Linked DNA regions of Homo sapiens: region 2 is linked to region 1. Evidence: chromatin loops called from intact Hi-C (ENCODE). Cell type or tissue: right lobe of liver. All regions are shown on one strand. Links, peaks and the distances in the headings refer to the core of each region. The heading gives the core; the rest is flanking DNA. Region 1 has its middle 32 kb from the start of F11R. Region 2 overlaps USF1 (upstream transcription factor 1).

Region 1 (7,951 bases), core at 3,879-6,378:
CAACATGGAGAAACCCCATCTCTACTAAAAATACAAAAATTAGCTGGACGTGGTGATGTGCGCCTGTAGTCCCAGCTACTCGGGAGGCTGAGGCAGGAGAATTGCTTGAACCCAGGAGGCAGAGGTTGCAGTGAGCCAAGATCGCACCATTGCACTCCAGCCTAGGCAACAAGAGACTCCATCTCAAACAAATAAAAAAATAAAAAATAAAAGTTTCGGCTGGGCGTGGTGGCTCACACCTGTAATCCAGCACTTTGAGAGGCCAAGGCGGGTGGATCACCTGAGGTCAAGAGTTCGAGACCAGCCTGGCTAACATGGTGAAACCCCGTTTCTACTAAAAATACAAAAAATTAGCCAGGCGTGGTGGTGCACGCTTGTAGTCCCAGGTACTTGGGAGGCTGATGCAGGAGAACTGCTTGAACCCAGGAGGCAGAGGTTGCAGCAAGCCAAGATCACGCCATTGCACTCCAGCTTGGGCAACAAGAGCAAAACTCTGTCTCTTTTTATTATTACTTTTTTAATAATAATAATAATAAAAGTGTTATGCGTGTCCACATAAGAGACCACCTGAACAGGCTTAGTGTGAGCAACATGGCTGTTTATTCACTTGTGTGTGAGTGGGCTGAGTCCGAGAAAGGGGTCAGCAAAAGGTGGTGGGATTATCATTGGTTCTTATAGGTTTGGGATAGGCGGTGTAGTCAGGAGCAATTTTTTACAGGCAGGGGATGGATATTACAAAGTACATTCTCAAGGGTGGGGAGGATGTTACAAAGTACATTCACAAGGGCAGGGAGGGTGTATTGTCACAAGGGCAGGGAGGATGTATTGTCACAAGGGTGGGGAGGAATGTTACAAAGTACATTCACAAGGACAGGAGTATCACAAAGTACATTATCACAAGGGTGGGGGAATGTCACCGTGGCTTGACCATAGTGCAGCCAGCTCAGAGGACCTTACAAAAAGTTTCATACTTGCACGTGTTTTCTTGTGGCAAAAATATAAAACATTTAATTTCTGGGATTCTTTTTTTTTTTTTTTTTTTTTTGAGATGTAATCTCACTCTGTTGCCCAAGCTGGAATGCAATGGCGAGGACTCAGCTCACTGCAAACTCCGCCTCCCAGATTCAAGCAATTCTCCTGCCTCACCCTCCAGAGTAGCTGGGATTACAGGCGCCCACCACCACGCCTGGCTAATTTTTGTATTTTTAGTAGAGACAGGGTTTCACCATATTGGCCAGGCTGGTCTCGAACTCCTGACCTTGTGATTTGCCTGTCTCGGCCTCCCAAAGTGCTGGAATTGCAGGGTGAGCCACCACGCCTGGCTGGGATCATCTTTTTTTCTACAGAGAGAAAATCAATTGTATCTCTACCAGGCAAACAATTTGCATTTGTATTAATATGAACAGGGATCATTTGTATCACTGTCAGGCTTCTACATATTTAACTTTTCTTTCTAGAGTTGCAAAACAGTACAAGACAAGGAAGGATACTGACCTGTAGAGAATCAGAAAACCCCCAGAAGCATCCTGTCCTCTAGTCTAGACAAATCCTAGTAATCCACTGGAAGGATGCCTGTATTTGTCCATTTCAGAAACTGTCACAATTTTTCCTTAACTAACAGCAGGAATTTTGATAGCCAAAAGTCATATTGTTTATTATCACTGTGGGAGCCAAGGCCTTTGGCTCCCTGAAGTTTGCTGAAAATCACTGACGCAAGGCAGATTAATAGGAAAAAAGGCATACAAACTTATTTAATATGTATACATAGAAGCCTTCAGAATGAAGACCCAACCTCCCAGTGAGGTGCAAAAGCTTATACGCCATCATGAGGTTACAGAAAGAATGAGTTTGGATCCTGCGGGAGAAAAGGAATTCTGTTGATGGGCAATAAATGATTACTAAAGAGAATGATTTGATCAGGAAACAAATTAACTTGTAAATAGTTTTCTTTGGAATTTAGATGACCATGAGAAGCAGGCATTAACTCATGAAAAGGTCTGTTCAGGTGTGGTTACATTTTTGGTCTTACAGGAGGAAAAGAAACCTACTGTTCTCCTTGGAGGGTCTGGATCTTAGGCAAATAAAGGAACTTCAGCTTTTTGGGAGAGACCGTGTGGAGCGGGGAAGGTCAGAGAGATCTTCAGGTTGCTTCTTCGGTTCAGTACTATATTTGGGGGTATCGATTTATAAACCCCAACATTACCTAATGTATTGTTCCCGATGAGCCTCCCTCCAATCCCTTTTCCCCTGTATCCCAATGGCCGGAAACTTGTGGAAATTCTTCCCAAGGCCTCTAAAAGCAGCACTTGCTTTTGCCTGGTTGCTAATGCAAGTTGTGAATTGCGCACGTGAATCACTATCACTGTCCATCCACCACTCTCTTGCTCTAAGGCATTGAAACGGCACTGCAGAGAGACGCCAGGTAACAAAGACTCTCCTTAACCAAGCTCTAGCATGGCTTCTAGCAACTTAAGGCCTTGTCCCTAGGAGGACCTCAGCCCCCCGCTTAAAATGCCTGCCTGAAAAAGCTCATCGCTGTCAGAAAAATTTACTGTGCATCCCAGCCCAAACCTAGCAATAGACACAGGCCCCTGAACTTCATCTTAGTGCAATTACTTAGAAAGAAAGCTTGCAATTAAAACATCTTTCTCTGCCTCTTTGAGATGTAAATCTTCTACCCAGAGCTATTTTCACTGGGACCTGAGAGTTTCTTTGAAATGCAAACATTTGAGGAAATAAATCTTGCTCCAGCTCCCAACCAGGTGGGTGCCTTGCTCTAACTTGCACTACTAGCTCCTGTCGTAAAAATAGGTGCTTATTTCTCTTCTGGACAAGAGCCAATTCACAAATCCAGATTGTCTAGTCACATGGAGCAATTCTCCTTAATATCTTCATGCCTATCCCTTAGCACATCCCAGCCTTCAAAAGGCCTCCTGCATTTTTTTTTTTTTTAAGGAAGTTAAGTTCAGTTCACCTTGGGCCCTCTTCCCTACTGCAATAGTTACTACTTAAAAAAACCTATCCTAGGCCGGGTGCAGTGGCTCACGCCTGTAATCCCAACACTTTGGGAGGCCGAGGTGGGCAGATCACCTGGGGTCAAAAGTTCAAAACCAGCCTGACCAACATGGAGAAACGCTGTCTCCACTAAAAATACAAAAAAATTAGCCGGGCGTGGTGGTGCATGCCTGTAATCCCAGCTATTCAGGAGGCTGAGGCAGGAGAATCGCTTGAACCCCGGACACGGAGGTTGCGGTGAGCCAAGATCGCGCCATTACCCTCCAGCCTGGGCGACAAGAGTGAAACTCCATCTCAAATAAATAAATAAATACCTATCCTTACTTCTTGTCTAAACTATTGTCTGGCTTTGTTTAGCTTTGACACAGGCTTTATAAGCCCACAAGTAACTTTAAGGCAAAGCCTTATAAATTCATCCAAGGCACTGACATTGAAGAATGTCTAACATTTCTGTGATATGCTTCAATCTCACTTCCAGCCTGTTCCAAACCTTCTTTTTAGTTTTCTACTTCCAGAGACTTTTTCCTTTGGTTAATCACCTTGTAATTCTTAGGTCTGATTCTCGAGCTAGCACATTTCAGCCCCTACAAATAAATGCCTTCTCCCAAAATGTGCAGCTCTTTTGCCATGCTACATTCTATTTGTCTTTCTAGTACTATTTTAATAAGTATCATAGCTCAAGCATGATCAACCCTCAGCTTCTTTATATGGTTATAGGAGTCTCTGACAAGCCTGAGGACAAGCATGTTCTGCATATTTTTTCTTGTCAACTTTTTTTAATGTGCAAAACATTAACATGGATCCAGAAGTCAAAACTAGACAAAATGGTAAATAAACTCAGAGAAGTAATACTCCATCATGTATCTATTTTTATTTTTATTTTTTTGAGACAGAGTCTCGCTCTGTCGCCCAGGCTAGAGTGCAGTGGCGCGATCTGGGCTCACTGCAAGCTCCGCCTCTGGGGTTCACACCATTCTCCTGCCTCAGCCTCCCAAGTCGCTGGGACTACAGGTGCCCACCACCACGCCCGGCCAATTTTTTGTATTTTCAGTAGAGACTGGGTTTCACCGTGTTAGCCAGGATGGTCTCGATCTCCTGACCTCGTGATCCGCCCGCCTCAGTCTCCCAAAGTCCTGGGATTACAGGTGTGAGCCACCGCGCCCGGCCGATCATGTATCTATTTCATCTAGACCTTATCTACCTCTTGAAATAACCAATTTAGTTTATTTTCCTTCCTGTGTTTGTTTCTGCAAAAATAAGCAAATATAGTATGCTTTCTTATTTCCCCTCCTTTCGTATCAAAAAGGTGGCCTTTTTTTTTTTAATTTTCTCATAGAGACAGGGTCTCACTTTGTTGCCCAGGCTAGTCTCAAACTCTTGGCCCCAAGCAATCCTTCCACCTCAGCCTTCCAAAGTGCTTGGATTATAGGTGTGAGCCACCATGCCCAGCCATTTGTCTTTTATTTTCCTTTTTTTTTTTTTTTTTTTTTTTGAGACGGAGACTTGCTCTGTTGCCCAGGCTGGAGTGCAGTGGCGTGATCTCGGCTCACTGAAACCTCCGCCTCCTGGGTTCACGCGATTGTCCTGCCTCAGCCTCCTCAGTAGCTGGGATTACAGGCGCGTGCCACCACGCCCAGCTAATTTTTGTATTTTTGGTAGAAACGGGGTTTTACCATGTTGGTCAGGCTGGTCTTGAACTCCTAACCTCGTGATCCACCTGCCTCGGCCTCCCAAAGTGCTGAGATTACAGGCGTGAGCCGCCGCACCAGGCGCCATTGTTTTTTTTAAATTGGGCAGCTTCCAGAACCTGCCCAGGCTCAGATAGACTCCCTATCAAGCTTTTGAATTTTTGCCAATCAGATAGGTAAGGTTAACTATTTTTATCCCCTCTTACTTATCTCCAGCGAACCAGGCCTGTTACGTAGCATCACTGTTTAGAAGTTCCATGTCAGACTGGGCGTGGTGGCTCACGCCTGTAATCCTAGCACTTTGGAAGGCCGACGCGGGCGGATCACTTGAGGTCAGGAGTTCAAAACCAGCCTGGCCAACATGGTGAAACCCCGTCTCTACTAAAACTACAAAAAAATTTAGCCAGGTGTGGTGGCGGGCGCGTGTAATTCCAGCTACTCGAGAGGCTGAGGCAGAAGAATTGTTTGAACTCGGGAGGTGGAGGTTGCAGTGAGCCGAGATCGCGCCACAGCACTCCAGCCTGGGCGACAAGGGCGAGACTCCGTGTCAAAAAAAAAAAAAAAAAAAAGTTCCATGCCAGGAGAGTCTGGCTCCACCTAGTGGTAGCATATCTAGTTGCAGAAAAAGTACCTTTTCTTCGTAGCTGTGCCTTTGTACTTACTTTTACTTACCTACTAAATTTCCTGCTCCTTCCTCCCTAAATGGAAAAAAAACCTGCATTCTAATCCCTTTCCTATGGGTTGCAGCATGTGCCACACTCTTTGAGGGAGGCTTCCATGTGGTCCTTATTGGGCACTTCAACATCTTAAATCATGAGTTGGGCTCAAAGGTAGGAGGAGTGGTACTGAACTCTAGGGTCCACTTTCTCAACATACCAGAGACAAGGAAATGAGGCTGGTTTGTTGGTTTGTTTGTTTGCTTGCTTGCTTGTTTGTTTTTTGGCCCTTCAACCTGCTCTACTGTCCACACACTAAGAACAAAGTGTTGGTGGTGGCAACTTTGAAAAATTCAGGGCCGGCCTGAATGACTCATGCCTGTAATCCCAGCACTTTAGGAGGCCAAGGCAGGTGGATCACTTGAGGCCAGGAGTTCGAGACCAGCCTGGCCAACATGGTGAAACCCTGTGCTAAAAATACAAAAATTAGCTGGGCAGTAGTAGCACGTGCCTGTAATCCCAGCTACTCGGGAGGCTGAGGCAAGAGAATCGCTTGAGCCTGGGAGGCAGAGGTTGTGGTGAGCCGAGGTCTGGCCACTGCACTCCAGTCTGGGCAAGAGAGTGAGACCCTGTCTCAAAAAAAAAAAAAAAAAAGTTGTTCTAAAATGGGTATGGGTATCCCCACCAGTTACATGGCATCTCCCAACACTTCTCATTGGTTTCTCATTCACCCCTTTTTCTTCATTCCTCATTCTTTTGTGGCTGCTCCTAACCACTCTGCCTTCTGCATTCCTTTCTCCCTGGGGATGTTACAGACCACGACCAAAGTAATCTGCATTTTATAAGTCTGCGTTGAAAAACAAATGACGCGGCGGGTGTGGTGGCACACACCTGTAATCCCAGCACTTTGGGAAGCCGAGGCGGGTGGATCACGAGGTCAGGAGATCGAGACTATCCTGGCTAACACGGTGAAACCCCGTCTCTACTAAAAATACAAAAAATCAGCCGGGCATGGTGGCGGGCGCCTGTGGTCCCAGCTACTCGGGAGGCTGAGGCAGGAGAATGGCGTGAACCCAGAAGGCGGAGCTTGCAGTGAGCCCAGTTCGCACCACTGCACTCCAGCCTGGGTGACAGAGTGAGACTTTGTCTCAAAAAAAAAAAAAAAAGAAAGAAAGAAAAACAAATGAGGCTAGCTACTTTTTTTTTTTTTTTTTTTTGAGACGGAGTCAACACAGATTTTCAGGCTGGGCACAGTGGCTCACGCCTGTAATCCCAGCACTTTGGGAGGCTGAGGCGGGTGGATCACCTAAGGTCAGGAGTTCAAGACCAGCCTGACCACATGGAGAAACCCCATCTCTACTAAAAATACAAAACATTAGCCTGGCGTGGTGGCGGGCACCTGTAGTCCCAGCTACTCGGGAGGCTGAGGCAGGAGAATGGCGTGAATCCAGGAGGCGGAGCTTGCAGTGAGTCGAGATTCTGTCACTGCACTCCAGCCTGGGCGAGAGCCAGACTCCATTAAAAAAAAAAAAAAAAGATTTTCAATCTTGGTTAATTGCCAATTACCAACCCATCACCTGTTTTTGCACAGCCTCATATATAAACATCGTTTTTACTTTTTTTTTTTTTTGAACTGGAGTCTCACTCTGTCTCCCAGTGGCGCAATCTCAGTTCACTGCAACCTCCGCCTCTCAGGTTCAAGTGACTCTCCTATCTCAGCCTCCCAAGTAGCTAGGATTACAGTCACCTGTCACCACACCTGGCTAATTTTTTGTATTTTTAGTAGAGACAGGGAGACAGGGTTTCACCATGTTGGCCAGGCTGGTCTTGAACTCCTGACCTCAGGTGATTCACCTGCCTTGGCCTCCCAGAGTGCTAGGATTACAAGCATGAGCCACCACGCCCAGCTGTTTTTACATTTTTAAATGCTTGAAAAAGATTTGATAATTATTTCACAACACACAAAAATTATATAAAATTCACATTTTAGTGTCCACAAAAGAAGGTTCATTGGAACACAGCCATGATCATTGTCTATGGATGCTTTCCCAATAGAACTGGAGTGGTATCATTGTATAGAGACCTGCAGAACCTGAAAAATTTATTCTCTAGCCCTTTACAGAAAGTATGCCAACCCTTGAGCCGGGCACGGTGGCTCACACCTGTAATCCCAGCACTTTGAGAGGCTGAGGCAGGTGGATCATGAGGTCAGGAGTTCGAGACCAGCCTGACCAACATAGTGAAACCCCATCTCTACTAAAAATACAAAAATTAGCCGGGCGTGGTGCTGTGTGCCTGTAATCCCAGCTACTCGGGAGGCTGAGGCAGGAGAATTGTTTGAACCCGGGAGGTGGAGGTTGCAGTGAGCCGAGATTGCGCCACTGCACTCTAGCCTAGGCAACAGAGTGAGACTCTGCCTCAAAAGAAAAGAAAAAGAAAGAAAGAAAGTATGCCAAACCTGACCTAGAATACCCAATTTAAAATCAACCATAGACGCTCTTAGGTGAGGTGCTGCAAAGTGATTTACAGACCTTGCTACATTACGTTTCCAAACTTTGCAGAATACATATTACTACAATTTTTAAGTGAGAA
Region 2 (4,891 bases), core at 1,023-3,522, 51 kb after region 1:
GCTAAACATCCTTCCCTCACTTCTTGTGTAAGCTTGCTCCCCTGAGCCACAGGTTGCACATCTAAACCTCAGCTCCAGGGAAAGGAAGAACCAATGGAAGTGCCAGAGTCCTGGGGCAAGCCAGAGCATCACCTGTCAGCAAACCTCTGCTGGGCACTCTAAGCAAGCACAGGACAAGCCCCAGAGTTTAGTGTGTCCAGTATCCAGCATGGAGACAGCACATGCATTGTGCGAGAGGAGCACAAGGGCCCAGGGGCTGCATGGTGGGGGTGGGCAAGGCTGTCAGTGCACGTCCACATTGTGTGTTTCACACCACTGCAGGCCGCCATATCACAGGGCCTCAGTTCAAGGACACACCTTCTGAACTTCCCCCTGTCCCATGCCAGAAGTGGGGCAGTGAAGGAAAGGGGCACGGGATTAGGCTGTTGCTCCTGGGCTATCTGCAGTTCTTGGGCCCAAAGCCCCTGAATCCCCATAGTTAGTTGCTGTCATTCTTGATGACGACCTCTAATCCGTGGTGCCGCAACTGAGCTCGAAGCAGCAGATTCTTGTTTTTAAGATCTTCCACCTGACATGGGAAGGAGGCAGTAAAGGGAATGGGTAGTAAAGCTGGCACTTCCAAGCCCCTGAATGTATTCAGACATCCACTGGTGAGGGGGAAAAGATGAAGCCTTCTCCATGGAGAACAAAGTAGAGGGTGTCAAACTGGGTCAGTGGCTAGCAGAACTGAGAAGGGCTGCACTGGGGGTAGGAGTCTGACCTGTTGTCGAAGCACGTCATTGTCCAGCTGCAGTTGGTCAAGTCCCTGCAGTTCTTCAGACAAGCGGTGGTTACTCTGCCGAAGCTCCTGGATATAATCACAAGCTTTGGATAGAATCCCACCTTTACTCTGCAAGATAAGGTCAACAAAATGAGAACTAGGATTTCAGATACCCAGCTTGCTTTCCAAAAGTAGGTTCACACTTTGGACCTCATTTTCATCTAAGGAAGGTGGTATAATATCTCCCAGGGATACAGGAACCTCAGGGAGAGATAAGACTACTGTCATGTGTGCCCCTCTCTCTACCATTTCTGGAAACAATACCAGGAGGCAGAATTCAGGCATCCTGCCCACTACCAGGGTCTTTCCATGACCTGGCCAGACTTGGTGCTCTCCATAGAGCAGTCTGGGATTATCTTGGAGAGCTGCACGATCCAGTTGTTGATCTTGTCTCGGCGGCGACGCTCCACTGTGGGGCAAAGTGGAGGACAAGGTGACTCAGTGAAAACTCGCCACAAGTCCCAGGGTAAAATTACCTAATCCCTCCTCCCCTCAGACATCACTGCTGAGATCACACCAGACAGCTTCTAGCTCCACCCAGATCATACCTACCTTCATTATGCTGAGCCCTGCGTTTCTCATCCCGAGTCGTCCGGGGAGCTTCTGACTTCCTGACAACAGAGCCCAGGGTGGCCAGAGTAAGAAGACAAAATACATGATTGAAGTTTGGGGTTAAGGAATTATACAAGATTTAGCAGGTATTAGGACCACTTATGGTAGCTAGGTGTGGTGTCTCACACCTGTAATCCCAGCACTTTGGGAGGCCGAGGCAGGCGGATCACTTGAGGTCAGGAGTTCGAGACCAGCCTGGCCAACATGGTGAAACCCTGTCTCTACTAAAGATACAAAAATTAGCCAGGGGTGGTGGTACATGTCTGTAGTTCCAGCTACTCAGGAGGCTGAGGCATGAGAAACGCTTGAACCCTGGAAGCAGAGGTTGCAGTGAGCTGAGATCATGCCACTGCACTCCAGCCTGGGTGACAGAGCAAGACTCTGTCTCAAAAAAAAAAAAAAAAAAAAAAAACCACTTACGGAATCTGAGAAGAAACAAGGGTCACTCACGGGGAATAAGGGTGAGTCCTAGGGGCAATTGAGCGCTGGCTTCCTCCCTGCAGTACTTCTTGTGGTGACATCATCACAAAGAATTGACCTGTGAAGATGCAGGGTAGGTTCTGTCAGGACATGGGTAGGAACCTCACCAAGCCCTGAGGTGAAGACCCTGGTCCCCTCCTCTAAAAAGAACATGCTAATAGAAGAGCAGCCCCAGACTCACTGCCTGTCCAGGTCTTAATGATCACTAAGAGTCATGAGTGAAGGCTCACTGCCTACCAGTCATGTCCCACAGCCTATTCTAGCCCTTTCAGCCAGCATCCTCATGCAATATCTCACCAGTGCCAGGAGGGGTCGCCTGCCCCAGCAGTGCCTCTGAGCCCTGGGTAGTAACAACAGCAGCTGTACTCCCCGATGTGGTACCCCCTGCCCCATCTCCCACTGCCGTGCTGGGGAAGTAAGTATAGTGCGTCTCAGCAGCTGTCCCCTCCGTGTCAACTGCATCATCACTGGTGAAAGCACCCTGGATCACCGCCTGGGAAGGGGAGCAAGAAAACTGATTCTGGTAACAGTCAAAAACTTCTTCCCACTACACCACTCTGCAGCTTCTATCCGTTGGGGTGGTAGGTAGGGTGGAGAGAGAGAGAGAGAGAGAGAGAAACATCCAGAAAAGGAGAGCCTAGTGCTTTGGGACAAGGCAGCCTTAGATGCCTCACTGTTCCTAGCTTCACCCCCATCCTACTGATTCCCTTCTTCATCTTACTTCTCAGAACTCTAGTGACCTCCCCAGCCCATACCCTGTACCTGGGTCATGGATTGAGTGGCAGGGTAGCCACTGATGGCGCCAGTTCCCTCAGTTTGGCCATCCAGCTGCCCCTCAGACACCTGGATCACCCTGTACATCACCTAGAAGTGTAGAGGAAGGCAGAGGGAGTGAAGAGAGAAGAAAAGATTAAGTGTTGGGAATCCTAGGGCCCCTCATAAAGCTTCCCTTGGATAGGGCCCCAAAACAAAGTCCTTCAGAGACATGGATTCAGCCATTCTCCCTTCTTTCCCCACACAGAGGTTTCAGCATACATCTAACCTCACACCAGTCTCTACTCCAGTATTAGCACCTCCCTCCCCTGCAACAGTCCACTCTTTCAACTCATCCTCCAAGCCAGGTCTCCCCAAGACATGTTCAATTACCTCCCTCAATCCCAACCCCAGATAACACCTGCAGCCACCTGGCCCCCTCCCTTACCTGGCCCCCATTCTCAGTTCGGAAGACGTACTTGACGTTGGGGTCAGGGAAGGTGGCAGCTGACTGGATGCTGGCAATAGCCACACTGGTTGGGTCTTCCCCAGTAGCCACTGCACCTGAATTAAAAGAACAAAGGAAAAGTCTGTGAGTTAACTGCCTTTCTACCCCCGTTCCATTTGCATGTCACGGAAGGAGGAGGATGCACAGGAGATGGTCTGGTGGGGAAGGAAGGGAGGCCATGATGGGTTCTTAGTCTTGGTTCTGTTTCTAGCACTCACCTTCCTGAATCTGCACTGTCCCCTCTTCCGTTTCAGCTGTTTTCTGCTGCCTGTTTGTGGTGAAAGGACAAAAGGAAGAGTATGAGAAGAAGTCAATGAGAAGCTCACTGGCCCAGTAACATATGGCTGCAAACTCATTGGCATTCCCAACAGAAGCTGGGTTAGGTTAGAATAACAACTAGTGTTTACTGTTTACTATGTACATAAGCACTAAGCTAAGTACATTACATGTAATCTTATTTAGTACTAAAAACAGCACCACGAGATAGATAGCACTACTTCCATTTTATAGATAGAGAAACCAAATCACACAGTAAGTGATAGAGTAGAACCTGAATCCAGGTCTGCCTGACTCCAGAGGCAGTGCTCTTGGTCATTTTGCATTCTTCCAGGCCACCCATCTTTCATCCCAGACCCTACCTCTTCTTCACTCACCCCTTCATCTCTCTGTGAGGGGGCACATCCGAGGAACTGGTCCTTTTTTGGAGGTCTTTGTATCTCCTGATTCACAGGCCTGAGTGCTAAGTCCTGGTAGAAATCATGAAGTTTGCAATGAGTTTAGGAAACAGAACAGTATCTCTGGTTCTAGAACTTAGGTTCCATGAACACATAGCCAGGAAAATAACCCAGTCATCTGCAGGGGACAATCAGCCTCCACCATACTGATGTTGAGGACTGGCCTACAGTGATTGAAAAAGCAAGGCTACAAATAGTGTTCCCCATCCCTCCATTATCACTCCAACTCCTGGTGGAGAGTGGATAATTATACTGGAAGACAGAAACAACACTTTTTTTTTTTTTTTTTTTTTGAGACAGAGTCTCTCTCTGTCACCCAGGCTGGAGTGCAGTGGCGCGATCTCAGCTCACTGCAACCTCTGCCTCCCAGGTTCAAGTGATTCTCCTGCCTCAGCCTCCGGAGTAGCTGGGATTACAGGTGCACACCACCACGCCTGGCTAATTTTTGTATTTTTAGTAGAGACGGGGTTTCACCATGTTGGCCCGGCTGGTCTCGAACTCCTGAGAGCATGATCTGTCCACCTCGGCAGCCTCCCAAAGTGCTGGGATTACAGGTGTGAGCCACTGCACCTGGCCGAAACAACACATTTCTTTCTTTTTTTTTTTTTTTTTTCTGAGACAGAATCTTGCTCTGTCACCCAGGCTGGAGTGCAGTGGCACAATCTCGGCTTACAACCTCCATCTCCTGGGTTCAAGTGATTCTCCTGCCTCAGCCTCCTGAATAGCTGGGATTATAGGTGCCCACCACCACGCCCAGCTAATTTTTGTATTTTCAGTAGAGATGGGGTTTTACCATATTGGCCAGGCTGGTCTGGAACTCCTGACCTCAGGTGATCCGCCTGCCTCGGCCTCCCAAAGTGCTTGGATTACAGGCATGAGCCACCGCACCCAGCCAACAACACATCTCTAAATGGATCATTAAAGCTATTATGACCTGCCATGATGGCAGCTTCATGGGAATCAGGAAGGGCCATGTATTGGCCC

Evidence for each region. Hi-C counts contacts between places; a loop is a spot of excess contacts. Peaks named below come from ENCODE experiments on the same cell type or tissue, not always from the same donor. Only the 100,000 strongest peaks of a DNase experiment are listed, where the experiment ranks them.
Region 2: a loop joins it to region 1, with 2.8 times the contacts of the local background. A loop is called at or near these places in 47 of 110 quality-filtered maps.

Annotation. Positions count from the first base shown.
Region 1 is chr1:160,985,135-160,993,085 of GRCh38, forward strand. No RefSeq gene overlaps it. Among named protein-coding and RNA genes, the nearest start is that of F11R, 32 kb to the right of the region's middle. RefSeq lists a silencer at 2,265-2,559 and an enhancer at 6,007-6,845. In right lobe of liver, for the core only: a CTCF peak has its summit at 5,310 (motif pointing left); a DNase peak (open chromatin) is centred at 4,997.
Region 2 is chr1:161,039,442-161,044,332 of GRCh38, forward strand. USF1 (upstream transcription factor 1) reads right to left here. Exons shown (of 11, transcript NM_007122.5): 2 at 3,827-3,919; 3 at 3,392-3,441; 4 at 3,114-3,229; 5 at 2,675-2,776; 6 at 2,210-2,405; 7 at 1,883-1,970; 8 at 1,373-1,431; 9 at 1,135-1,229; 10 at 761-889; 11 at 1-568. The coding sequence starts at 3,834. The coding sequence ends at 479. Among named protein-coding and RNA genes, the nearest start is that of TSTD1, 2.9 kb to the left of the region's middle. RefSeq lists an enhancer at 2,316-2,475. In right lobe of liver, for the core only: CTCF peaks have their summits at 2,206 (motif pointing right) and 2,407; a DNase peak (open chromatin) is centred at 2,220; H3K27ac peaks cover 624 bases.